Regions from separate parts of the Mus musculus genome. Here all the other regions are linked to region 4. Evidence: chromatin loops called from intact Hi-C (ENCODE). Cell type or tissue: left cerebral cortex. All regions are shown on one strand.

Evidence for each region. Peaks named below come from ENCODE experiments on the same cell type or tissue, not always from the same donor. Only the 100,000 strongest peaks of a DNase experiment are listed, where the experiment ranks them.
Region 1: it touches region 4 in a loop (4-fold over the local background); 10 of 42 quality-filtered maps call a loop at or near these places.
Region 2: it touches region 4 in a loop (8-fold over the local background); 24 of 42 quality-filtered maps call a loop at or near these places.
Region 3: it touches region 4 in a loop (9-fold over the local background); 7 of 42 quality-filtered maps call a loop at or near these places.
Region 5: it touches region 4 in a loop (2.9-fold over the local background); 2 of 42 quality-filtered maps call a loop at or near these places.

Annotation. Positions count from the first base shown.
Region 1 is chr17:70,680,944-70,685,943 of GRCm38, forward strand. All of the region lies in intron 5 of Dlgap1 (DLG associated protein 1), which reads left to right. Gm36746 (a long non-coding RNA gene) reads right to left here. Exons shown (of 5, transcript XR_003952404.1): 2 at 1,204-1,391. Among named protein-coding and RNA genes, the nearest start is that of Gm36746, 34 kb to the right of the region's middle. In left cerebral cortex, a CTCF peak has its summit at 3,071 (motif pointing left); DNase peaks (open chromatin) are centred at 1,842 and 3,064; H3K27ac peaks cover 1,316 bases.
Region 2 is chr17:70,630,922-70,635,921 of GRCm38, forward strand. All of the region lies in intron 3 of Dlgap1 (DLG associated protein 1), which reads left to right. Among named protein-coding and RNA genes, the nearest start is that of Gm46581, 26 kb to the left of the region's middle. In left cerebral cortex, a CTCF peak has its summit at 2,743 (motif pointing left); DNase peaks (open chromatin) are centred at 1,269, 2,758 and 4,220; H3K27ac peaks cover 3,798 bases.
Region 3 is chr17:70,520,649-70,525,648 of GRCm38, forward strand. All of the region lies in intron 2 of Dlgap1 (DLG associated protein 1), which reads left to right. Among named protein-coding and RNA genes, the nearest start is that of Gm46581, 84 kb to the right of the region's middle. In left cerebral cortex, no CTCF peak of the experiment used is centred here; DNase peaks (open chromatin) are centred at 980, 1,518, 2,679 and 2,994; H3K4me3 peaks cover 4,455 bases; H3K27ac peaks cover 4,534 bases.
Region 4 is chr17:70,427,569-70,432,568 of GRCm38, forward strand. All of the region lies in intron 1 of Dlgap1 (DLG associated protein 1), which reads left to right. Among named protein-coding and RNA genes, the nearest start is that of Dlgap1, 5.3 kb to the left of the region's middle. In left cerebral cortex, CTCF peaks have their summits at 2,318 (motif pointing right) and 3,003 (motif pointing right); DNase peaks (open chromatin) are centred at 529, 2,339 and 3,015; H3K27ac peaks cover 1,072 bases.
Region 5 is chr17:69,560,361-69,565,360 of GRCm38, forward strand. No RefSeq gene overlaps it. Among named protein-coding and RNA genes, the nearest start is that of A730049N16Rik, 87 kb to the left of the region's middle. In left cerebral cortex, CTCF peaks have their summits at 2,968 (motif pointing right) and 4,302 (motif pointing left); a DNase peak (open chromatin) is centred at 2,991.

The sequences.
Region 1 (5,000 bases), 250 kb after region 4:
AGAAAAGCCCTCTCTAAAAAAATTTTAAAAAGCCAAGGACTAGGGATATAGCTGACTGGTAAGATTCTTCCTGCTATGCACAAGGACCTGATTGGATTCCTAGTACTAAAACACACATTATAAAAACATAAAAATAGGGGCTGGCGAGATGGCTCTTCCAAAGGTCCTGAGTTCAAATCCCGGCAACCACATGGTGGCTCACAACCATCCGTAACGAAATCTGATGCCCTCTTCTGGAGTATCTGAGGACAGCTACAGTGTACTTGCTTATAATAAATTAAAAAAAACATAAAAATAAATGCACTTATAAGTTGTGAATTTCTGGGACTTTACAGTTAACATCCTGTTGAGTATAGGTAACCAACACCACAGAACTGAGGTGAGACTGGGGTTCAGTGAGGGCCTCCTTTCCTGTCCTTCTTGCTTCTGTAGCCTTGGCCTTGGAGTCCCAGAGCCATTATCTGAGTCTGCTAAATTTCTCTATGCACCCATATCAAATGTCACTCAGCGGGCCATTAATCAGCATTATTCCCGCATCTCCACTGTACAGGCTTTCTTGGGCTTATGACCATACTTCCTAACTCAGAACCAGGATTTCTGTTAAGTTCTCATACTTTGGGGCTGGAGAGATGATGGCTCAGCAGTTAAGAGCACTGACTGCTCTTCCAGAGGTCCTGAGTTCAATTCCCAGCAACCACATGGTGGCTCACAACCATCTGTCATGGGATCCAATGCATTCTTCTGGTGTGTCTGAAGACAGCTACAGTGTACTCACCTATCCATAAAACAAATAAATCTCTAAAAGAATTTCTCATACTGTGTTAGATTCCCATTCATAAAACACTTGAAGTTATCAACTTAAAGTGGGAAAGGCTTAGTTTGGTCCATGTTTCAGAGATAATGGTTGATTTTATCAGTTAGCTCATGTTTTTGGAGCGTGTGTTGGTGAGGCACTTATGATCCCACATGACGAGCCAAGGCAGCCTGGGAAACCAAGGAGCTGGCATCCCAATATATCTTCCAGAGACCTACCTCCAATGACCTAACTTCCTTCCGTTAGATCACACCCCCTGAAGGTTTTGCTGTCATCAGTAGTGCCATAGACTAGGGAGCAATCATTAGCATAGGGGAGGGGAAGCTCTGTGAACATCCCAGAGGTCCAATGTGGTATGTATCTAGAAGCAATTTGGGTAAGAGACCTACCTGTCTTCTGCCCTCCCCATTTGCCTTTGCTCTGGAGCTGTGGGTGTGTGAACCCTCCAGGGAGGCCAACAGGAAAGTCCTGAGCTTGGTCACAGAAGGCCCCATCTGTGTTCATCTGTCAGCAGATTCAGGGACTATGGAGACAAGTCCAATGGCCACTTTGCTTGCCATCCAAACCAGAACATTTCCTAAAGTGGAAAAAAAAAAAAGGAGTCCTTAATAACTGTACTAGAGTAACTGTCACTTTAAGTCTAGAGTTGTATTAACGTTGGAGGGTGCATCATAAAAGCAGGTCCTAGCCCTCCTTTGCTGAAGGCACTCCATGAAACCATGCTCTGCCCTACCCCCACCCTCACCCCACCCCCACCCCACCCCCATTTGCTGATGGTTCAGAGCAATCATCTCTTTGAGCACTGTGTTTTTAGCCAACTGTCAAGGCAAACTCCTTCCAGCAGATAACGCGAGTTAAACTGTGGCCAAAGTAAATAGGCCAGACTCCACTTACATCAACAAGCAGTCTGAAACACTGAAGATGGTTCCTTCCTCAAAATAAATCAGATTAATTCGTTCATTTATTTTAGATTCTCTTCAGATAGCCTCGCAGATGGTTTGCGAAAATCGCTATGCCAACAAGTCTGTCTGGCCCAAAAAAATTAAACCCTACCATACTGTGTGCCTTTGTCTTCTAATGAATATCTGCATTTCTTAGTTGGAAGGAGTGGGGCATGACTGTAGACCCAGCACCTGAGTGGTAAGATCCTTTAAGGCCAGCCTGGCCAACATGGGGACCACGTTCACCATCTTAAAAAATATAGGGGCTTATGAGATGGCTCAGGAGGTGACTTAAAGCCAAGCCTAGTGACCTGCATTTCATTCCCTAGGACCCACATGGTAAAAAGAGAGAAACTGACTCCCACAAATTGTTCCTTGGCTTCTACAAATGCACCATGGTGCCTGTTTGCACAGATGCAAAATGAATGAATGAATGAATGAATGAATGAATGAATGAATGAATGAAATTTTTTATCTGAATTCCCTTTTCCTATTTGTTGATCACATTCTCCCTTGAATTTTGTGAACTAAATTACAGAAACAGTTCTTTAGAGTCACACCTCTGTCTTCTCTTACTTTGTTCTAGAATCCTCAACTAGAGAACTCTAAAGGTTGATTATTCCTGTTTCCATGTTAGCTGCCCAAAATATCCAAAAGACTTCAAAGACCAACATTAGTAAGTCCTGGAAAGGTTTGTCCTAATTGCAGGCATTCCTCCAGGTCTCCTGACAGCAACTCAGAAACACCCAAGTAAAGATCTAACAGGGTGAAGGTTAACCCCAAGTGGAGATTCCTCCCAAAGCAAAGGCCCTGCGACCCCCATGCTGCTCAGCTGGGATCATAAACCCGAGCACACACTCTGACGTCTTAATTCAGTTATTTAGAGGGAATTTAAAAGAAAATCTAGTGATGGGTTCCCAAACTGACCGTTTCCCTCTGAATCATGGAACTAAAATTCTCTTTAATGAGAGAAAGAGAGCACACACTCCATGAGGAATCGAGTCCAGACAACCCCCAACTTGGGGGGGGGGGGGAGGCCTCCAGGGAGCTCTGCCTGTTGCTCCTGGGAAACACCATAGGGTGAGTCTGCAGGCCACCATCCTCTCTGTGAGCTCGGCATTTTGCTTTTACATTTACAAAGCAGCCAGAATGTTCCTGCTGGTGTCACTGCCCAAAGAGACCCATGCCTGGTGCTAGGGGAAACTGTCAGATCAGAAGCCTGAAGGGGACTTTGTGAGAGGAATTTGGGCAATGTAGGCAGAAGTAATCCCAGCTGTAATCGCTGCTTGGTCGCGCGCAACGTCGCCCTCTGGTGGCCGCTATGTTTATGTGCATGGGAAAAGCGTGAACACCAGCCGTGGAATGTGTCCATCCATAGCTGGTGAACTTCCAAACAGCTATCTCTGCTAAAGGAGAACAAGAAAAAGCAGTTCCTCACTCTGAACACTCCTGACACTCTCCACACGCGTTCAGACATGCAGACAGTCTTCCCTCTCGGAGCGTCTCCGGCGATTTCTGTCTTTGCTGTCACCCCGGTCACTCCGCCTCGCCACGTTTACCTGTAGTTCTTGTGGTTCTCTCGCCATTATGATCATGTTCTCTGACCTTTTCCCTTATACTGCCCAACAGCGTTTGAAATCAATACAGTAATATTCAAAACTCAAGGATGAAAGCCTGCCAGCTCTCGGGGAGTTTAACCCTTGGTTGGGATCACTCCAAACACCTCCCCCCCCATCCCCGTGTTCCCAAACCACAGCCTTCCCAGCACCTTAAAGATTCTGCACATGGAGGGACTTAAGGCTCCAGCAGCATATGTAGCAGAGGATGGCCTTGTGGGACATCAATGAGAGGAGAAGCCCTGGGTCTTGTGAAGGCTCGATGCCCCAGTGTAGGGGAATGCCAGGACAGGGAAGCAGGAGTGGGTGGGTTAGGGAGCAAGGGGAGGTGGGGGATGGGATGGGGGCTTGGAGGGGAAATGAGGAAAGGGGATAAAATTTGAAATGGAAATAAAGAAAATATCTGATTAAAAAAAAAAAAGATTCTGCAGTTTGGAGCCTAAGACCTTTTAGTGCTGGGGATGCCTCGATCCACCATCTGGTCCCAGGGTCCGTGTCCTCTCTCCTAATCCTTTTCTTAAATGGTTGCAAGCAACCAGAATCATCCAGCTTTCACCTTCTAAAGTCCTGTGGTGGTCTGCTACCACAAACCCAAAAGTACCCACCCCATAGCCTTTGCTTCTGCTTGTCCTGGCAAGCGGCCTGATCACTCTAAAGGCACAACTCCCACCTTGAACTCTTTCCTGGAACTTTAAATGCAGTGGGGCACCACAACTTGAGCTGTTGAACAATGGAGGAATCATGACCCTGTGCATAATCATATTCCAAGTTGCCATGAGTCGCTTATGCTGAGCTGGGTTTCCCTTTTCTTGTGAGATAACCATCTCATCCCCACTACTCTGACCCGCTGACATCTAAGCCGTGATTGCTTCCACATTAAGATCCATTTCTGAACTAGTTTCTGTTCTGTGCAACGTAATTAAAGGTTGTACATTTTCCACCACGCAGATTTATATATGTGGGAAAGAAGAAAAGCAAGTATGAGAAACTACGTTTCGCCTCATGTTTCTCCCTTGACCTTAGCAGTGGCTTCTACTCTGAGGAACCAGAAATCCCTCAAGTGAAGAGCTGAAGAGCTTTAGTGGCCATCCCAGATGCTGGCTCTGTTGCAGCCAGACTGATGGCTTTCATTACCATGACCAGAGTCTTGAGATTCCGCATGCAGAACTATGGAACTAGACCATGGTCCTGCCCGTCTCCCAGCCCCACTTCATCACTAGCTCTGGAACACTAGACAAATCAGAATGTCGGGGTTGGGGGAGGGGATACATCTTCATTTCCTACAGGAGAAGGGGAAAGTTGACGAAGTTGGTTAGAGACAGGAGTTGAGCACAGAACTCTGCAACAGGACAGTAATTGGAGACTGGTTGCTGAGGGGCTAGCGAGCAGCTCCGCATGTGAGCATCCGGGTCTAACACGGAAACCCTCCACTGCAGAAGCGTCGGCTTCCCAGGCTAAGCCTCCGCCAGGGTAAATAGACGGGGAAAGGTCCTGAGCAACCTTGAAAAGCAGTGGTTCTTGATCTCACTGTGCCTCGACACCAGATGCTCTGATGCCTGGTAAAAGAATAAACTTCTAATTAAAATGACAAAAATTGTGTTTGAACTCTGGAGGCCATAAGAACCTTCA
Region 2 (5,000 bases), 200 kb after region 4:
AGAGAGGTTTGCCTGGTTGCTATAATGGACAAAGACTCACATACTCACACATCCAGTACAACCTCTGATGGCGATTCTCTCACAGTGAGGATGACCGTCACTGCCTCTATCCAGGTTCACAGCACAATGGACCCAATTTACAGACTCTCTCTAGCTTTTAAAAGTAGACTTAATTTTTCAGCTTTTAAAAGTAGACTTAATGTACCTATGGGTTCAGGACAAAGTTGAAGAAAAAATACAAAAGATTCCCATATCTCTCTTGTCCCCACCCACAGCTGTCCTCTCCACCCCACCCCCTCCCAGAGGCACGGCGTACTGTTAGAATCCGTGGCCTGCTCACAGACCTCATTGATACGGCTCATCTTTCAGCTCACACTCCATCTTGTGCATTCAAAAGGCTTTGCAAACAAATAATGTCATATCCAACAATTGTCAAGTCATTAAAAAAAAAGTAGTTTCGCTGCCCTGGAAATCTGTTTTCTCCCTTCTTGGGTGTCTCTTCCCCAAGTCCTTCACGATCATTTACCCAGACTCCCTGCCTAGTCTTTCTCCCTCTAGAATAAAATAGTCGAATATCTTATTTGCTATTTAACCTTCTCCACTCTCTTTACTTAGTGGCAGGCATGAAAAGTCCTTCCATGACCTTTCAATGTCTGTAACTATAGCTGTACAGAAACCTCTGCTGGTCTTTGGTGGTCCCACATACACGTGTCCGTACACACAGAGAGACACACCACATAAGCACACACATAAATAAAACAAAAAACTTAAAAAAAAAACACTATGAGGAAAATAAAAATACCAACTCATGTTGGAATAATGGGGTCTCTCACCAGCAACCCTAAAAGCAGGAGAGCATGGAACAATGTATTTCAAGCCCTCAAAGCAAATAATTGCCAAGACTGCTACATCCAACAAAGCTAACATCTAAAGTCGACAGTGAAAGAAAAGATAATTTAAAACAAAGACAAAGGAACAAAACCAGAGGTCAATAGCAAGGAAAATAGCAGACACTCCACAAATTCTTGGAGACGGGGCAATCTCTGTTGAATGACAAACGTAGATTTGAAGAAGTCGGGAAGGAAATGTTATAACTGCTAGAATTAAATGAAAGCCAGACTTGCCAGAACTTTCTGAATACAGATAGGCCGTTCTAAGAGGAGAGTTCGGGCTGCATGTCAGTGCGCCCACTGAGGAGATTTGGCAGCAAGGGCTGGGTATCTACACTTGCTCTTGCGGTTGACTGCTGGTGGTTCCCTTAAGGGTTTCCTTCTGAGGTAAAGAGAAGTTACTTCTATGAGGGTTGGGAGCTACACTCATCTGTGGGCATGAGGACAGATGCCCACAACACAGTGCCTGCACCTAAGACTCAGGGAACACTGTGGGAGAAGGGATTGGAAGATTGCAAGAGCCAAAGGATCAGGAAAACTGCAGTGACATTGTGTCTCCAAGGAACCACAGGGAAGCTACATTCATGGAACCCAAACAACATGGTGGCCTAAACCAGACCTGAAAAAGTACAGCACCAACTGAAATGCTGGATGTCATGGGGAACCTAAGAAATACTGAGACCAGGAAGATGTCTTCTTCAGGGATGAACCCCCAATAAGTGATCAATACTAGTGACCAGCCCTGAAACCACGTATACACAAATAGCAGTATACAGACTGAGCAGGACATATTTATATATTTAAACACTCTTTGTGTGTACATATAACTATATGTATATATGATAAATATATATAATTTAAGACATACAGTATATATGTCCTGATCAACAGAATTGCCCTTTAATTAAATAATAGAAATAGGAAAGTCCACAAATATTTAGAAACTATAAAAATGAATTGTACATAGGCCAATGAAGAGATGCCAGGGAAATAAATATATAAATTGTGTTTGTGTGTAGAGAGAGAAAAAGAGAGAGAGAAAGTAAGAGAGAGAAGAGAGAGAGAATAACGATAGCAACTGAAGAATAGGACATGATTCTGAGAGAGAACAAGGGAGGGTGACTGCCAGGCCAACCATGACTACATAGCCAGAATTCCTAACATAGAGATGGTTGGGGGGGGGGAGAAGGGGGAGGAGGAGAAGGAAGAGGAGGAGGAGGAGAGGGAGGAAGAAGGGAGTCAGAGACACACAGAGAGAGACAGAGACAGAGACAGAGACAGAGACAGAGACAGAGAGCAATAAGAAAACCTTTGCTGCTTTTACATCAGACCCCATGGTAAAACAATAAAACACAGCACTGCGTTCATACTTCTATCTACTTTCAATTTTGTGTCTTCCTCTGAAGGCTGTTGGCCATTTTTTGTCCTGAACCATAGAAATGTTATTTCGGGAGTGGGAGAGAGTCTGGGGCTGTTTTACCATTGGATGCTTATCTTTTCAGCAAAGCTGGCCATTGCTAGTTAGAAGTCTTCTGCGGCACAGCAGGTGGTCACCCTATCTCAGCCTGGGCATCAACTCTGCTCAGGAGCTACTTAAACCCAAAGCTTTGTGGTTTAACTCCTTATCTGTAAGGCTTAATCCTCATGTGACGAATGGAAGCCTTAGAAAAGATAATCACAGAAACTCAAGTTCCTAATGTCCTCTGACTCTTTCATGAAATCACCCATGAAACAAACATTTTTTTTTAAACTGAGTGAGAAAATTACCCTGCATTTTTCCCTGAAGGTTCCTCTGTGGCTGCACCAACCACTGCTAATTCTTCAGTATGCACCACCCCCTTCAGGCGCTTTCTGGAACTGACACTCCAGCGATGTCCTGGAAACCAGAGTGCGTCACCTTGGAAACACTCCAGTCTTCCTCTAGACCTACAGTTATTTTTTCCCACCACTGGGCTTCTATTGGGCACCAGAGAGAGCAGGACAGAACATAAGCGCCTCTTTCATTAGAGGGGAGACAAAGGCCGGTTCATGAAGACAGCAGAAGAGGAGGGCTCCCGGGGTCAGAAGAGGGAAGGACAGAGTGAGTCTTAATAGTCTAGCCTGGCCCCCTGAAAGAGGAGCTTTGTGCATTAATTCTCTCCCCTCGGGGCTCCACAGCACTTGCGTTTCGTGGGCTTTACTCATTGTGATCTTGGAATTTTCTGCTTCAGTAGTGTACAGTCTTTAATTCTGCTGCTACCACAGCAAAGAACATTTTAACCAGAAAGCTTTGTCCCTTTTCATGTGTTAGTAAAAGGCTCTTCAGTGATGCCTTGCGGAGAGGTTAATCCATATTCAACAGGTGAATGTTATTGTCCTGGCTAGTTTTAGGTCAGCTTGACACAAGCTAGAGTCATTTTGGCAAGAGGGACTCTCAACTGGGAAAATGCCTCTGGAAGACTGGGCTTCAGGCAACCATTTTCTTAATTAATTATTGATGTAGGATGGTCCACCTCATTGGTGGATGATGCTACCCATGGGCTGGTGGTCCTGATTGCTATAAAAAAGAAGAAGAAGAAGAAGAAGAAGGAGGAGGAGGAGGAGGAGGAGGAGGAGGAGGAGGAGGAGGAGGAGGAGGAGGAGGAGGACTGTGTAAGCCATAGTGAGCAAGGCAGTAAGCAGCACCCATCCATGGCCTCTGCATCAGCTCCTACCCCAGGTTTCCATCCTGTTTGACTTCCTGTCTTGACTTCCTTCAATGATGAACTATGATGTGAAGGTGGGAGCAAAATCAACCCTTTCCTTCCCAGCCTGCTCTTGGTCATGGTGTTTTGTCACAGCAATAAAAACCCTAAGACAATTCTCTTTTTCATTCTCTATGGCCCAAAGCACAAGAAATTAGTATAATTTACCTCAACATGAAATTAATACAGGTGAATAGAACTCATCTTTTCAACCCCAAAGGGCATAACTGGGAAAGCCAGCAAGACTAGTTATTATTCTCTTTGTACTTAATTGATTGAGTCGGAATGCATGTGGACATTTAAATACTGTTTCTATTCAAGTGATAGTGTATTCACAGATCACATTTCTGTTTTGCTCACAAAGCTTTGAAAGTGTGTCCCTGCCTTGTACTATGGGCAGTTACAGCTCGTGTTCAAAATCTGTGAAGTAGACAACTCTGCATTTCCTAGAAACTGTTTTGTTGTTGCTGGGATGAATGAGAGCTTACTCCTCTGAGTTTCAAAACCACCAAGTCTGTACAGCTAAAGCTGAGGGAAAATACAGTGGGTGTGTGTGCCTTCACCTACATTCAGTGTTGCCTTTCAAATGCCTTTTCCTGTGGCTACCTCTGGTTTTCTTGTGTCTTAACAGCCAGTGCCATGTAGGCAAGAAAGGGACAGTGTTCAGGGAACCAGTCTGGTCATTAAGAGTCACTTGCCTTACCAAAGACATGGAGAAGAATAATCAGGGAATGCCAGCCCTGTCCTCTCTCCTCCTGCCTTCCTTGACTTCTATCTACTGCAGCATTGACCAACTCTGAAGAGGAAACTGATTCAGGGTCAGCACAATGTGCTAACCAGGTCCGCGAATCCACTCCTGACAGCAGATCCTTAACATCACCCCTGCTATACACAGAGACCCCAATTCACTAGGACCAAAGTTTGAAATATTGGAAAGTAACATGAGTCTACTTACTCCGGCACAAAATTATCAATGTCAGATGTTTTTTGGTAGCTTGTACTATCTCTGTTGGACGTGTCCAACCACATAGCAACACCATGTGTTTACATGCATGTACAAAATTTACATGCAAGACCTATGATCAACTTTATGTGCATGGACCTGTACAACTCGTGTGTGCGTGTGTGCATGTGTGTGCGTGTATGCGTGGTGTGTAGTGTTTCGAGTGAGTTTATGATTTTCCGTGTTTTGCACTATTCATCCCTCCCTTCAGACGCATGCAGCTGTAGACCAGACATGCCTAGATTGTCTGCAAGTGCAATGGTTCTGAACCAAACTTCCATCTTAAGATTCTGTAAAGCACATGGAGCTACAAACGTAGCATGTGTCAACACGAAAATATATCCTTTCTCCAGTTCTCTGGTTTCCCTTCCTGCCTCCCACAGT
Region 3 (5,000 bases), 93 kb after region 4:
TGAAATTTTAAAAAGCATTTCACAAGGAAAAAAAATTTAGGGAACTATATCGAATAACTCGACCAAGGGCACGTAGCAAGATGGCAAATCGACTGCTATTTTCCCTTTAAAGTCTGAATTCTTTCCATTCACCAGGGTCAATCCCTACCCTTTCCACATACAGAAAGAGGACCTATATCGCATGCCCTTTATGTGTTAGAAACCATCTAGATCTCCTTTAATACTCAAAACAACTTTAAAAAAAGATTACATTTGCTTCAAATATTTTCACTTTTTCTCAAACAAAAATGGAGTTCCATTCTGATATTCATGTTCACTGGTCGTTGATATTTTTATCTATTTGCCTAACAAATTCGTATTGTACTCATCCTCTTTCCCTTCCACTATTACTTCTTCCCAGGGTCTCCCTTTGCTTTACAGACAAAGCTGACAGAGACACAAAAGAATGCAGAGTAGACAGGACAGCCAACAGCTGACCCCAGGTCTCTCCAGGTCTCTAATATGTTTCAGATGTAGATGTTAACGTATGGTTTATTTTATTGTCTGTCTTCCTCTAAAACAAACTTGTGTGCATTCGACCTGCAACATGCCCATGCCAAGAAAAGAATGCCAACATGGAATTAGCCTGCCAGCAGAAAGGAAAGCAAAATTCCCCATTTGATTCCAAACTAGATGAGTAACCAGTGAATTACTGAAGAATATTAATTAATACATAGTCACCAAATGGAATTTAAGTATTAAAATGCATCTTCTGTCTTTGGAGAGTTTCACACAGACTGAAGTTAAGGCAGCTTCTTGTCATGACTGTGTTGAGAGCTGAGGGGTCGATATGTGTCTAACCTGTGACTGACAATGACTGGCTTGCAATCACTGTACGCTGTAATCAATATACTCAATGGGTAATATGTGCTCACTCACAAGCTGTTTTAGTTAATTAAAAAAAAAGGCTCCCCATTCCCCCAATATTGTTATTTTTAAATGTCAAGAATCAGATGTCTGCCGTTGGGAACTGTTGTACAGCTGCCAGTGACTGCCTGTATCAGGGCTTGGAGCAAGAGCATGGATTTGAAGACATTAAAACTGTTTAATTCTCAGCTGAGATGTGGTTGGCTTTTGTACATTTGGAATAGAGCATTTATGGCACACCTCAGGGTAAGTGCTAATAGTTAAGTAAACAGAATAGGCTTGGGGGAGGCTTGTTTTCTTTTTCTTTTCTTTCTTTTTTTTTTTAAGTAGAATTCTTGGTTGTGTTTATGCCTCTTTCTATAAATGTTCTATGCAGAGTGAGTGGCATATTAAGCCATTCGGAAGAGAAAGGTTTTAGATTTCCAACTGTTTGCCTAAGAAGAAGAAGAAAAAAAAATCCCTTCGAATCTTGTATTTAGCATTCATCCTTCATCCAGCGGCAGAAACAGGAAAGGGGAAGGGAAACCTCTCCCTCTCCGTGGAAGTAGAGAGACACACAGAGGGAGCGAGCGAGAGAGCGCAGACAGGATCGAGGAAGCCAGAGCTCTCAGAGATGAAGCTGTAGGCAACAAAATGATCGACCTTTTTAAGGCTGAGTGGGTTTCTTCAGTTTGCGTGCAAGTTTCCCGAAATGGAAGGACTGACCAGGTTTGGGTATAAACAACTCTTTTGTTACTTTGTATCTGATGGATGAGAGCTGCTGCTTTGGAAGTGGTTTTTGCAAAGGCAAGAGCGTAAGGAGAGTTTCAGTTGTGCTGTTATTTTCTTTCCTCTCTGTAAGCAATGCTTAGTGTGTCGGGAAGAGCTAACAAACTAATGGATGTATAGACGGTGTGAATCAGGTGGGGACATCAGGTGCCTAGAAGTCATTCTGCCTGGGGGCTTCTTGAAATCCTGCTTCCTGTGGTCTTGTTGAGTCTGATGAGGGACTAGAGGATGTAAATGTCTGCTGATTGGAGTGTAATCGGTCATTTTTCTGACCAAGAATCTTCAGCGCTTTATCTTCCTTTTCAGAATTTAATTCTCTGGATGATGGGATTGTTGTTGCTGTTGTTGTTGTTGTTGTTGCTGCTGTTGTTGCTGTTGTTGTTGTTTTGGAGCAGTTTCTGTTTTTGTCTCCTCTGTTGTTTGCATGATAGCCCGCAAAGATCCCTAAAGAAACATTCCCAGCAAATGTGAGCTTAGGATTTTATTTTAAAATGCAGGTACATTTATTTTTCAAATCTGTCTCAAGACTGTTTCCATCTTTGCCTGGTGGGAGTTTTCTTTTTGTGACTGAGTTTTTTTCTTTTCTTTTCTTCTTTTCTTTTCTTTCTTTTTTTTCTCATCTGAAAACTTAAATTATACTGCTTCAGATTTAACTATTTTATATCAATTTTATAACACTGCAATTCTGCTTATGATGTGAGTAGTTGATTTGCTGGCTGCCTTGTCTAAAAACCTTGTCAACCACATTAATAATTTTTTTTTAATTTTTAATTTGTATTGCTAAGGAACTTGAGTATATTTTATCTGTGGCTTATACAATTCCCTCCCTATTTTTCACTGATCTTAGAAGAGATGCCTCTCCACAGAGACACAAGGACAAGGTTACTCTGGTTAGGTGCTAACTTAGAACATGGGGGTCCTGCCCACCTACAGCACCCTGGCAATTCTGCCACTCTCTGCCTCTACTCTGATTCTCCATGCTTCTCAGAGTTGTCTCTGTCCTATTAATAGGGAGTGAAGAACAACTGGCAAAAATACTCTAAGAAATCAAGAGTCCAGAAAGGGTCAGCAGAGGGAGATGGACATTATGAGATAACAGAAAAGCCCTCTTAAAGGAAACTTCATTATTCTTGGTCAACAGCTTGATGTCCTGATATCACTGTTACTGGGCAGTAAAAGCAACTGGTGAGCCACAGCCAGAGGTTTCTGTAAACATTTGTAAAAATCCAGCCCTGGACCACTCAGCAGCCATACACTTGGTTTCTCCTTTTCTGCTCTCCCTGGAGCTCTGCTTAGTTGATGACAGTTAAAGATGACAACTAAGGGCTTACTGGTCTTTTGGACAAAGACTCATCTTTAAACTCTAGTGCATTTGAGATTGTAGCATACAAGACTTGACAGGGTGACATGTGACTAGCAGAATATATCAGTTTCTTGTTCCAGGTGTGTGTGAGTGTGTGCACATATGTGTGAGTGTGTATGAGTGTGAGTGGGTTTGTGCATGTGTGTGCATGCCTGTGTGAGAGTGTATGTGTAGATGTGTGTGTGTGCATGTGTGTTAGTGTGTATGAATGTGTGTGTACATATGTGTGAATGTGTATGTATGTGTGTATGAGTGTAAGTGAGTGTGTGTGTGTGCGTGTGTGTGTATGTGTGTGTGCTTGTGTAAGTGGTCTATGTAGCACTGACACACTGATTTTGGTTTGGAATTAGGTTTTATTTTTCTCCATTTTGGAGTTCAGTGTCTTTTAGTGGATCATTGTGACTTAGAGTTTAGTGCAATCAACCTTTCGATTAATTAAGCTCAGTATCATTTATTTTTGCTCACTTTGGAAGAGCGTGTGTTGCTAGGGTCCATGGCCAGAGAACACAGGCAGGATTGACTCATGTGGAGTTGCCATGTATTATGACTCTAAGACACAGGAATCTCAAATTCCATATGTTTTAAAATCACAATACCACTTAACACATTTTCTGTCATTTGCCAGGGAAGTTTGGTGGAGAGGGAAAAATCTTCCCTTTTCAGGCATAATTAAGTTAATGTTCATAATCTGCATTGAGTTATATGACATTGCTGTAGAGAGTACTCATTCATCTGAAGAGTTAAACCCATACTTTTGTCTAAAGGGACAAAAGCAGATGCAGTTTTAGCTCTGCTTGTAGGACCCACTGACCTAGTTCTCAAGACCCTCACCCCCACCAGCAGACCATAACATGTCACATGAGTGGCATCATGACACAGAGGGCATTTTTCTTCTACACACACACATACACACACATGCACAAACCCACTCATACACATGCACATACATACATATATATACACACTCATACACTCACACACACTCACATACTCTTTCTCTCTCTCACACACACACTCATATACTCACACACACCCACTCACATACTCTTTCTCACACACACACACTCATACACTCACACACACTCACTAACACACTCACTCACATACTCTCTCTCTCTCTCTCACACACACACACACACACACACACACACGTTCATCTATGTTCTTAGGCTAGAAGGACAGTGGGAATGAGCTTTGGTTTCTGTCCGTGAACAATTCCCAGTTGGAATGATTTCCAAGTTAGCGGATTCTTCAACACTTGAGCCCTCTCTCTGTAACTGAAAGAGCATGACATGGGAGTTATTTGATTAATGTTAACACAATCAAAAGAGGTAACAGGGAGAACGGTGCCCAGGAGGGCATCATATATTCCTCATGCTTCTTTGGACCAATTTCTTATTTCTAGAATTTGGATTCTCTGGGGAATCACCTTCATAAACAGAGAAGAACTTTTTTTTGAAGCTCTGATCCTACAAATGTAAGAAAATACAGGGCTCGCCTTTAAAGATGCTCCTCTTTGTTCCTTCAAGTCTAATGCTGTGCCATACTTGATGTCTGAGCCAAGGAGGCTTCTATACTGAGTTTTCTAGATACGCAATGTTTACTTCATATATCTTAGACCACTGTTCCAGTCCCTTCAGAGTTTATAATCATTGTTCTCCATGAACTGGAAAGCTGAACCCATGCTGATGAAATGGAAAAACTACCTTTGAAGCATAGTAAGGCTTATTCTGTACACGGGGGTGTGGATCCACCTCACCTCCGCTTAGGCACCTGGCCTCCCACACGCCTGCATAACACATGCATGCTTTTGAGGTCTTTGATCTCTGATTTATGAAATCAGATTTTTTTAATTGGACCATTTCACAATAGCCACAGAAGAATAGCTATGAGGTAAGGAACCTCCCCCTCCCCCTTCTTTTCATTGATCCAAGTAAAAAAGGCATTACCTTACCTTTCCCGT
Region 4 (5,000 bases):
ACGTAGACCAAACTGTGGAGGTTAGTACAGTGGCGCATCCAAGTATTGAGATGTGTGGACCGGGTGTGACCACATGGTTTAAGCAACAAATCAATGGTTCCCGTTTGACTAATCATTTTTTTAAACTTTGCAGTATTGCAAATGCATGTCTATGCTATGATCTGGCTTTTGCTTTCCATAGTCAGTATTCACCAAATTATATGGCATAAAAGCATTTTTATTATTAAGTGGATTTTCTGTGTCATGATTTTTGTCCAACCGTAGGCTAAAGTAAATACGCTGTGTATTTTAAGGAAGCGGAGGTCAAGCTGTCTGGGAGGTTACGAGTGTAAAATCCACTTTCAGGTTATATTTTCCGTGGTTTAATAGGCTATCACCTGCTATGACTGGAAGGGCATCTGAAGTGCCCCAGAAAGCACGCTAGAGCGAGACAGGCACACGGATACTGATGACAAAAAGACTATGGTTTTGGCTGCTTCCTCTAGAAAACGGTGCCAACGCGACAAGAATTTTTACTTCTCCAAACCACTCCACAGAAGCACAGCAACTAGAACAGCAAAAACAAAACCCCATGGCTGACTCAGTGATACAGAAGTACTAAACTGCATCACTTTGAACCAAATGTGTGTGTGTGTGTTTTTTTAATATTTGCAGATTGCATGAACTATTAGTTATACTATGGCATGAGTGGCTTTCCTAATGTGTTACAAAAGACAAAAGGAAGGCTGGGGGCTTCCTGTTACCGCCAAGAGACAGAGAAATTAAAGTCATCATAGCTGTCGCCACAAAGCTTGGAGGGTCAGTCTGGGAGGAGCAGTTGAAATCTCTCTGGCTATAGTATGTGGGTGGACATAGAGAACCCTGTGAGCTGGGATAGCCTGAGCCCAGCAGACACTGAAAAGGGGCTCTCAGCACACATCTTCTCTAACCAACCCCCATGTTAAGGAATAAATGTGGGAAATAGAATCCAAATGGAGCAGGAAGATGGCTTAGGGGGCAAACAGACAAAGAGAAAGGCCAGATAGATGTGACAGAAGAAGAGAGGCACCAGGAGGCATGTGGGGGAAAAAGGCTATGGAGAAGGATCCATTAGCCATGGGGTTACATTCCAAGGTCCCTGCTGGCTCCATGGGTACCACTGAAGTCTAGATGCTCTTTCTTCCTATACTCATACCAATGTTAAAGTTGAGTCTGTGAACCTAAACATGGTAAGAGATAAAATGTAATAATAAACCAGAATGAAATATATAAACAATACATTCATATTCATCTCTCTCTCTCTCTCTCTCCTTTTTCTGCTGACACGAAGCAAGTAGACTGTACAGCATAAATAACCTATAACCAGATGACTCATATCCCTGATTGGATGGACTCAGGCAACACAAAGGATTGATCTTAATTACAGTACTTAGAATAATACCTAATTTTAAACTTAGGAAATGTATTTTGGAAATTTTCCATTTAATGTTTTTGGCCTGCGTGTGACTATGGGTGGCTGAACCATCAGGAGAATGAGTCATAGATAAAAGGGAGATTTCTGTGTTTGTAAATGTGTCCTAAGAAGAGAAAAGACAGCCATAGATCTCAGAGCCGTCTGTAGTGTGGCATCTCTCACATAGTGAATGGCCAGTAAAGGACGCAGATCAGGAGCTGTGGATCTGTGAAGACAGCCATCCTGTCTCTGAACAGAAGCCAGTAACAGTGATGCCTTTAAAAGTGTTGCCCATGCCGGGCGGTGGTGGGGCACGCCTTTAATCCCAGCACTCGGGAGGCACAGGCAGGCAGATTTCTGAGTTCAAGGCCAGCCTGGTCTACAAAGTGAGTTCCAGGACAGCCAGGGCTATACAGAGAAACCCTGTCTCAAAAAAAAACAAAAAACAAAAAACAAAAAAACAAAACAAACTAACAAATATATATATATATATATATATATATATATATATGTGTGTGTGTGTGTGTGTGTGTGTGTGTGTGTGTGTGTGTGTGTGTGTGTATGCTCACTTTTCTAGGTAGACAGGGATCTGTAAAATATTCTTTACTTACCTAACGAGGGAGAATGAGACACACCGATAGAAATTAATGTTTTATAGCAATATATTGATATGTTAATAAAAAAAAGACTCACAGCATTTAAAAATAAACCTGTACCTTCGGGAAGAAGGAGCCAGACTAAATAACAGAGAGATGGTCACCAGATTCATCTCGTAAATTTTACTTTAGAGTCACATGAAGCTTCACATCATCATAAAACAAAATTCAATTGAAAGCAATCTGTAGGAATCAACGGTAAAATGAGAGCACTGTGCGTATCTGTCCAGCAGGTGGCGCAGCAAGGCTAAGAGGAGAATGCCAAGGGACTTCAAATTAAGGGCGACATGCATATCCCAAGCTCGCCATGCTTAGGCCAAACACACTGCAAGGAATTGTGAGCTGATTGTTATCCTTACCCCCGCTCGGGTGTCTCAGGATCTACTCTTACGGTGGTGTGTGTGCGGGGGTGTGTGAGTAGACACAGGCATCTTCAGAGCACAGAAAATTGACAAATGACAAAAGAAGATTAAAAAAAAAAAACAAAAAAAACACAAAAAACCCCGTTCTGCGCTTGAGTCTGAGTAAGACATACCATAAATTCATGAAGGTTGTTTTATTAGATAAGTGTTTCCTAGTTTCTGTTTTCAGAAGGATTTAGAAGGTGCTTAGACCCTCACAATGAGACCGTGGTCTCTGCCACCTGTCCGGCCAGAGATGGGTTCCTAAAAGAGAGATAGATTCAGTCTGGGGGCCAGGAACTTAAGCTCTTCTTATCCATACCACAGATATTATATATCTCTAATATCCCACAGGAAGATAATAGTCGCCGTCAAATAAGAGTACGGGTTTTTTTTTGTTGTTGTTGTTGGTTTTTTTGTTTGTTTGTTTGTTTTTTGTTTTTTTTTTAACTGTTTTGTGTTGAAAACGGGTTTAAATCTTTACTCACAACGCAACAACATAAAATACCACCAGGGGGCAGTGCTGTCAGCTAAGCGCTCTCTGGGGATTTCAAAGTGGCCTATGGGATGTGGTAACATTTCTCGTGCTGACTTCTGAAGTTTGCGCAAACTCTGAACTAGCTCATAATCTTTTCTAGAAAGAAATACCTTTTAACTATTCTTGCTGTTCCCCACCCCCCCAAAAAAAGAGGAAAAGTGGATATGGTTAAAAATAGTAATCATAAAATTTGTTAAAGGGTAGCAATTTCTAGTGTGTGCGGAAACAGCATGCAACTTGAAGCTGCATCTTCTTGCAAGCTCTGTCCTTTTCACACTGTCTTCCCAGCATCTTGGCAACTCTGTCGCTTCTGATATTACCTGAGAATAGTTTCTATTCTCAGCCTTCAGCTTTCTCTCTTAGTTCATTCTTAGTTCAACGCAACTCAGTTTTAATTCCAATTCAAAAAAATATGTTAAATAGTAAACTTGGATGTTAGCCCACTGCCTTATAAAAAAAGGAACAAACTAAAATGCCAAAACTAAAGAACAAAGCTATAGAAACTTACAATTTTCTAAAATCTTGCCAAGTTTTTGTTGTTGTTGTTTGATGGTTCAGTTAGGGGAAACATATCTTCTTTGTTTTTACTGTTTTGTTTTAAGATAGTATCTTACAGTGTAGCCCAGACGACGTCCAACTCATCCATCCTCCTGCCTTGGTTCAGCCATCCCAAGTGCTGAAACTGTGAAGGCGTGCCACCCTTCCCTGGTTTATAGTTCACTTTAAAAACACACCAGTCTGTCCACAGAGATTTTGTGCTAGAACATGTAGTGCTGGGCACAGACCATAGAGAATTCATATGTGGCCATAACAACAGCATTTGATGCCCGAGTCAAAATCTAGCTGAGTTCCGTCCGCAACCTCAATATGCAGTGACTCTTCCAGTAGACAAGCAACAACACAGTGTGTGTGTGTGTGTGTGTGTGTGTGTGTGTGTGTGTGTGTGAGAGAGAGAGAGAGAGAGAGAGAGAGAGAGAGAGTGTAACTAGACTCTCTGATTACTACATGAGCTGGGTTCTGAACTCCTCTCTGACCTACTTAAATTCCGATTCCTCATTCCACACAGTTCTCGTGATTTATTTCTCGAAGTCTGTGTGGAATGTGTCATTAGCAGCAGGTGGTGGGGGTGATTATGAAAATACGTGATTAATACCATTAATCCTGCTTGGTTCTGATTCATTTGCTCAGGTCTTTTGTACCTGGAATTTCAGTGGCCTAATCTCTTGGCATTTTATGCATAATAAGCAGCTTGCGATTCGGACGCATGTTTGTGTGACTCGAAATTTCAATTCATTGTAGTTTCTATCAGGATTTCGATAACTTTGGTTCCGCCATATCAGCCAGAATTGTGGGGAAGGAATCTCACTTACAATAAGGTTGCAATGAATTTAAACCAGGGATTATTTTCATATGCAGTGGACAGGCTGGAAGGAAAGTAATGGGAGAGGCTGGAATGCGCAGCACTGTGTCCAGTAAGAAGCTGTCACCGCCACAGGCCTATAGGGACAGCCAAGAAGATGACTAGTTCTTTAAGAAGCATAGTTGTGGTGTCCTCAGGAGCTGCTGTCTTGGATGGAACCACAGTCCACTGACAGAACACCAAGATGAGGAAGAACAGAGTCAGGGACACCCATACCTGCCTCTTCCCCTTCAGCAAGAGCCTGATCTTAGCCACCCAGAGAAAGAAGGGGACAGAGACCCAAGTGGTGGTGGTAGCCATGGAGAATCACAGACCCTGAAAGCTGTAGATCACCTCGGGGGGGGGGGGGGATCTCTGCTTTGATGTGTGTGTCTATTTGATTCATAACTTCCTCCCCAAATCCAAAGGAAGTGACCCTTTAAGGAAGACTTTCCTTAGAAATGTTAGGCATTGATGTTTCCTGCATCATGTCTGATGGCTTTTGTGTGGTTCCGTGGGAGACATCTGCTATTGCATAAAAATGTGGAGTTTAATTCTTAACATCATGTGACAA
Region 5 (5,000 bases), 870 kb before region 4:
TGAGGTTTACATCGGTACCTGCCTTGTTTTACCTGAAAAATGCTGTTTTGTTGAAGTCACCCACCACCTCTGGCTCTTCAAAACCTTCCTGCCTCCTCTTCCCTGAAGATCCCCGAGCCCTGGGAGGAAAGTATTGTATGTATGTCCTATTTAGGCTGAGAACTCTTCTACTGAGCTTTTTGCAGTCTCAGTTCTGGTTGCTAAGATGCCTGTGATTCAGTTATTTGCTGAAACCCCTATGGATGGCTTTGTCTGGACCCTGAAGCACTATGCTAACTCTGCTAATGGGGACCTGATGAGCTTGCTCACCTGGACACGGCTTAACAGCCCTTTAAGCCTCTTTGGCATCTTGTGAGCTTGTGCTAATATAGCTCAGAGAAATTGCACACAGAAAATCTCATCTAACCATCTAAGCCTGACATGGGATGGCTTTTCCTTTTCTTCCTGTTGGTTTAAAAGATGGCCAAACATATAATCATATCTGACACAAACCCTCCTATGTGTCAAGTCACAAACTGCGTTGGATAAGGCTTACTTAAGTCTTAAAAAATGAAAACTTGGTTGGTGGTGGCGCATGCCTTTAATCCCAGCTCTTGGGAGGTAGAGGCAGGCAGTTTTCTGAGTTCGAGGCCAGCCTCGTCTACAAAGTGATACCAAAGTGAAACCCTGTCTCAAAAAAAAAAAAAAAACCTTAAAAAATTAAAACTTGTGGTTGCTTCTAGTAATTGAAGAAGAGAAGCCATTTTGCTCTTTTGGATGCTGCAAAATTCAGGTTTGCAAGGGAATCCAGTATTTGAGCTCTGACCTGTCACCTGCATGGCATCTGTAGATCAGGCAGTGCTATCAGGGAAAGGATATTGAGGGGCTGGTACCTCAGAGCTCGGAACCTGGTCCATAGGTTGCTGATGGATGAGGAAAGAGACATGGCTCAGAAAATGTGTGTTTTTACTGTCAAAGATTTTGTCCCAAACCAATAGATATCTGTCAAGGACCTAGGAGGGCCTTGTATTGAGAGAAGACATCCAGAGAAAAGGCTGGCCCAAGGTTTGCACTGCAGATCAAATAAACATCTCTGAGACCCATGTGCTCCACACAAGTCACAGCTTTTAGTCCTCTGTTGGTGAGGAGCAGCACCTGATACGAGTAAGTGGTGTTAGGGCCTTGTCCTCAGTGCCCAACTCCCAGCCCAGGTACACAGAGCAGCTGACCAGGCCTCTGGAACTGGGGGCATGGTTTTGCTTGCCCGTTTAGCCACCGTGAGGGTTTCAGATCTTGCGTTCTTGGGGACCCATCTTCTGCATCACTTACCAGTTCCTGGAAGCTGTTCACAGTGTTGGTTCTTAAGGTTTGGCTTGAAATGGAAGCCAGCATTGCTTTAGTCTCTCACCCCCAGCAGGGGACCTCTAGACCCCCAGAGCCATCTGACTGTATCCAGTAAGAGAGAGGGAAGGGAAAGAACTCAAGAGAGGGATGCACCATACAGGCTCTCGGTCAGTAGGTCCTGATCCCATCCCATTCTTACACAGGCTCTCGGTCAGTAGGTCCTGATCCCATCCCACTCTTGCACAGGCTCTAGGTCAGTAGGTTCTGACCCCATCCCACTTTTCTGGGGCAGGAAGAGAGAAGCAGGAGGCAGACAAAGAGGAATGAAATAGGAAGAGATTTCAGGGCAGAGAAGATCTCAGATTTGAACTCTGTCTCTGATAGTCTGACCCATCTATACTGAATTTATATTATACTTGCAGAAGTGCATCCACTGAGAATATTTCTCTTCAACCTGTAGTCCTCTGCTCCCATTTATACAGTGGCTTCTTGTTAAACTCTTATCTGTTGCACAATATAAACTCTCGGTTGATATTCCACACAGTGAGTTCAAATTTGGGTGTTTCGAATCCTTTGAGAGAAGTTTCCTATTATCTCCCAAGAATAAGTCTTTCTTACCAGACTTTGTGTAGGAGGTAGGAGGAATTGCAAGCAATGGACACTTCAAGGACCATGTAAGTCATTAGTTCTAGTGTCTGAGAAAAAGAAGAATCACTAAACAAAAGGTTCAAGTGCAGACTAAGTGACCCTTGTTTGCAGAGTCCTCTACAGAGCCTAGCTAGAACACAATGGCCAGCCAATGTATAAGAAGACAGTTTTAGAACAGGATACTCTGAGCCGCGCCCAACGGGTAGATAGTGAGCTGGAACACGTGCTTTTATTTTCTATTACAAGAAGAAAGCTAAACTCCTTAGCTCTATGTAAGTCTGCTAAACAACACATCCTTAGTTCACAGGTCCACAGTGACAACTTTCTCTAAGGCTTTAGAAGCACCCAGGGGTGGTATAGTGCCTCGCCAGACACTTTTCCAGCTAGGCTGGTCAGAAACCCCAACACCACCAACTGAAGCTAACAGCAAGCAAGCATCTTTGTTGAGTTCCCAAGTGAGAATCCACAACATCACATGATCAATTGCTCTCCAAAGCATCATGGTGTCAATTAGATGCACCCCTTCTCGCTTCAGACACACAGAGATTCTGCTTATTGGCCTTGGTTGTCAAGGTCACAATGACCTTGCTAGGAAATGTGATCAAGGCAAGTTTCAATCCCCCTCCCCTCTCAAGGGTTTTACTTCTGTCTGTTTAGTGATGAGAAATGGAAACACTTGTCCACAAAAGGTTTATACATAATATTCTCAACAACCTTATGAATGCCCCAAACTGAAAATAGTTCGAAGTCTGCCAAGTTAGATAATATCTACAATTTGGTCTGTTTATCTAATGGGACAGTAGAAACAAGCAGGCAAGCACAAACTACTGATACTGACTCACAGGAGAGGGGAAAAATCCAGCTTATAATCCCCCACTTCAGCTGCTCCATGTGTGTAGGTTCTCATTTACAGGACCCATCGCCTTTAAAGGAAGGGAACACATTCTTTTGGCTATTAGATGGACATTTGTGCTCAGCCTCGGTGTAGGTAGTACATGTATCCACTAGATGGCAGACGTGATCTGGGAAGATCCATGGGAACAGTTGCTGCATTTCAAGGTCTCCCTTATATGCTCAGGGAACTGGCCAGCCCTAAGTGTAGCTGTCCAGCAACCATGGATGAACTGGGTCTACTTGAAAGGGGGGCTGGAAATGAAAAAGGACGGGCTGGCAAGAGAAGGATGAAGCCAAGACAAAGATTTCTGATCAAGGCTCAAACTTTAAATTTCAGCTCTGCGTTCATGTAGGCAAAACCCACAGACCCATCCTTTGTTTCAGCTGGATTGAGTAGCAAAGCAAGCTGAGCAGGCGGTCAACTCCTCAAAGCTCTGGTAGGGAACTGCAAATGCGGTGAGGCCAGGACCCACTCCAGCCAAGTTGTAAAACCTTGGAGGGTTTGTTTAGCCTTAAGTGTAAGGGCACACTTAAGATTGGCAAACGAGGACTCAATGGGGCATGACCTTAGCCAAAATGGAACCTAAAGGGACCATCTCCAGTAGATAGACAGAGCCCCCAGTGGAGGTAAGGGGTCACCAACCTACCTTCAAACTTTTTGGCCCAGAATTGTCCCCAACTAAAAGAAATCCAGGCACAAAAATGGAGCAGAGATTGACAGAAAGACCAATCAGTGACCTGTCCATGCCATGCACAGGTACCAAAACCCTGAAACTATTCCTGATGCCATGTTTTGCTTGCAGACAGGAGCCAAGCATGGCTTTTGAGAAACTCAACCAGCAGCTGACGGAGACAGATGCAGATACTTTATAGCCAACCATTGGACTGAAGTTGAGGACCTCTAATGGAAGAGTTAGTGGAAGGATTGAAGGAACTGAAGGGGATGGCAACCCCATAGGAAGAACAACTAACCTGGACCCCCTAAGAGCTTCCAGACCCTAAGGCACCAACCAAAGAATATACATGGGTTGGAACATGGCCCTTGGCACATAATGTAGAGAGGACTGCCTTGTCTGGGCTCAGTGGGAGTCTAATCCAGTAAAGACTTGCTGACCCAGGGAAGGGGGATGGAGGGTGGTTAACTAAGGGTGGGTGGGTGAGGGGGTGGGGTGGGTGAGCACCCTCTCAGAGGCAAAGGGGAGGGGGATAGTATGAAAAACTCTTGGACGGGGTGTAACATTTGCAATGTAAATAAATGAAACAATAAAAAAAATAATCCTTTTGGGCTGAAGAGATGGTTCAATGGTTCAAGCACTGACTGCTCTTCCAGAGGTCCTGAGTTCAATTCCCAGTAACCACATGGTGGCTCACAACCATCTGTAATGGGATCTGATGCCCTCTTCTGGTGTGTCTGAAGACAGCTACAGTGTACTCATAGAAGTAAAAAAAATAATTTTTTAAAAAAATTCCTATCCCCTTTGGGGCCTACAATCCTTCCTCTTGTTGTTCCATAAGAGTCCCCAAGCCCCATCCACTGTTTGGCTGTGGGTGTCTGCATCTGTCTGAGTCAGGTGCTAGGTGGAGCCTCTCAGAGGACAACCATGCTAGACTCCTGTCTGCAAGCAAAACAGAGCATCATTAATAGTGTCAGGGATTGGTGCTTGCGCATGGGATGGGTCGGTTATTGCTTGGCCATTCCCACAGTCTCTGCTCCATCCCCCATGCCTGCATTTCTTGTAGACAGGATGGTTTTGGGGTTGAAAGTTTTGTGGGTAGGTTGGTGTCTCTATCACTCCACTAGGGTTCCTGCCTGGCTACAGGAGGTGGCCTCTTCAGGTTGCATATCCCCAGTGTGGTGAGTCACAGCTAAGGTTATCCCCATTTATTCTGGGGTACCTCTTCTACCCCAGGTCTCTGTCTCATCTTAGAGCTGACCTCCCCCTTCCATCAGTTGCAGATATCCACTCATTTTTCATGGCCATTGAGCTGTCACTCCTGACCTTCCCCACACCTGATCCCGAATTCCCCATCTGCCCTCCCTCCCAGTTCCCTCCCTCCATCTGCCTCTTATGACTATTTTATTCTGCCTTCAAAATGAGATTCAAGGTTCCTCCCTCAGTCTTCCCTCTTGTTTA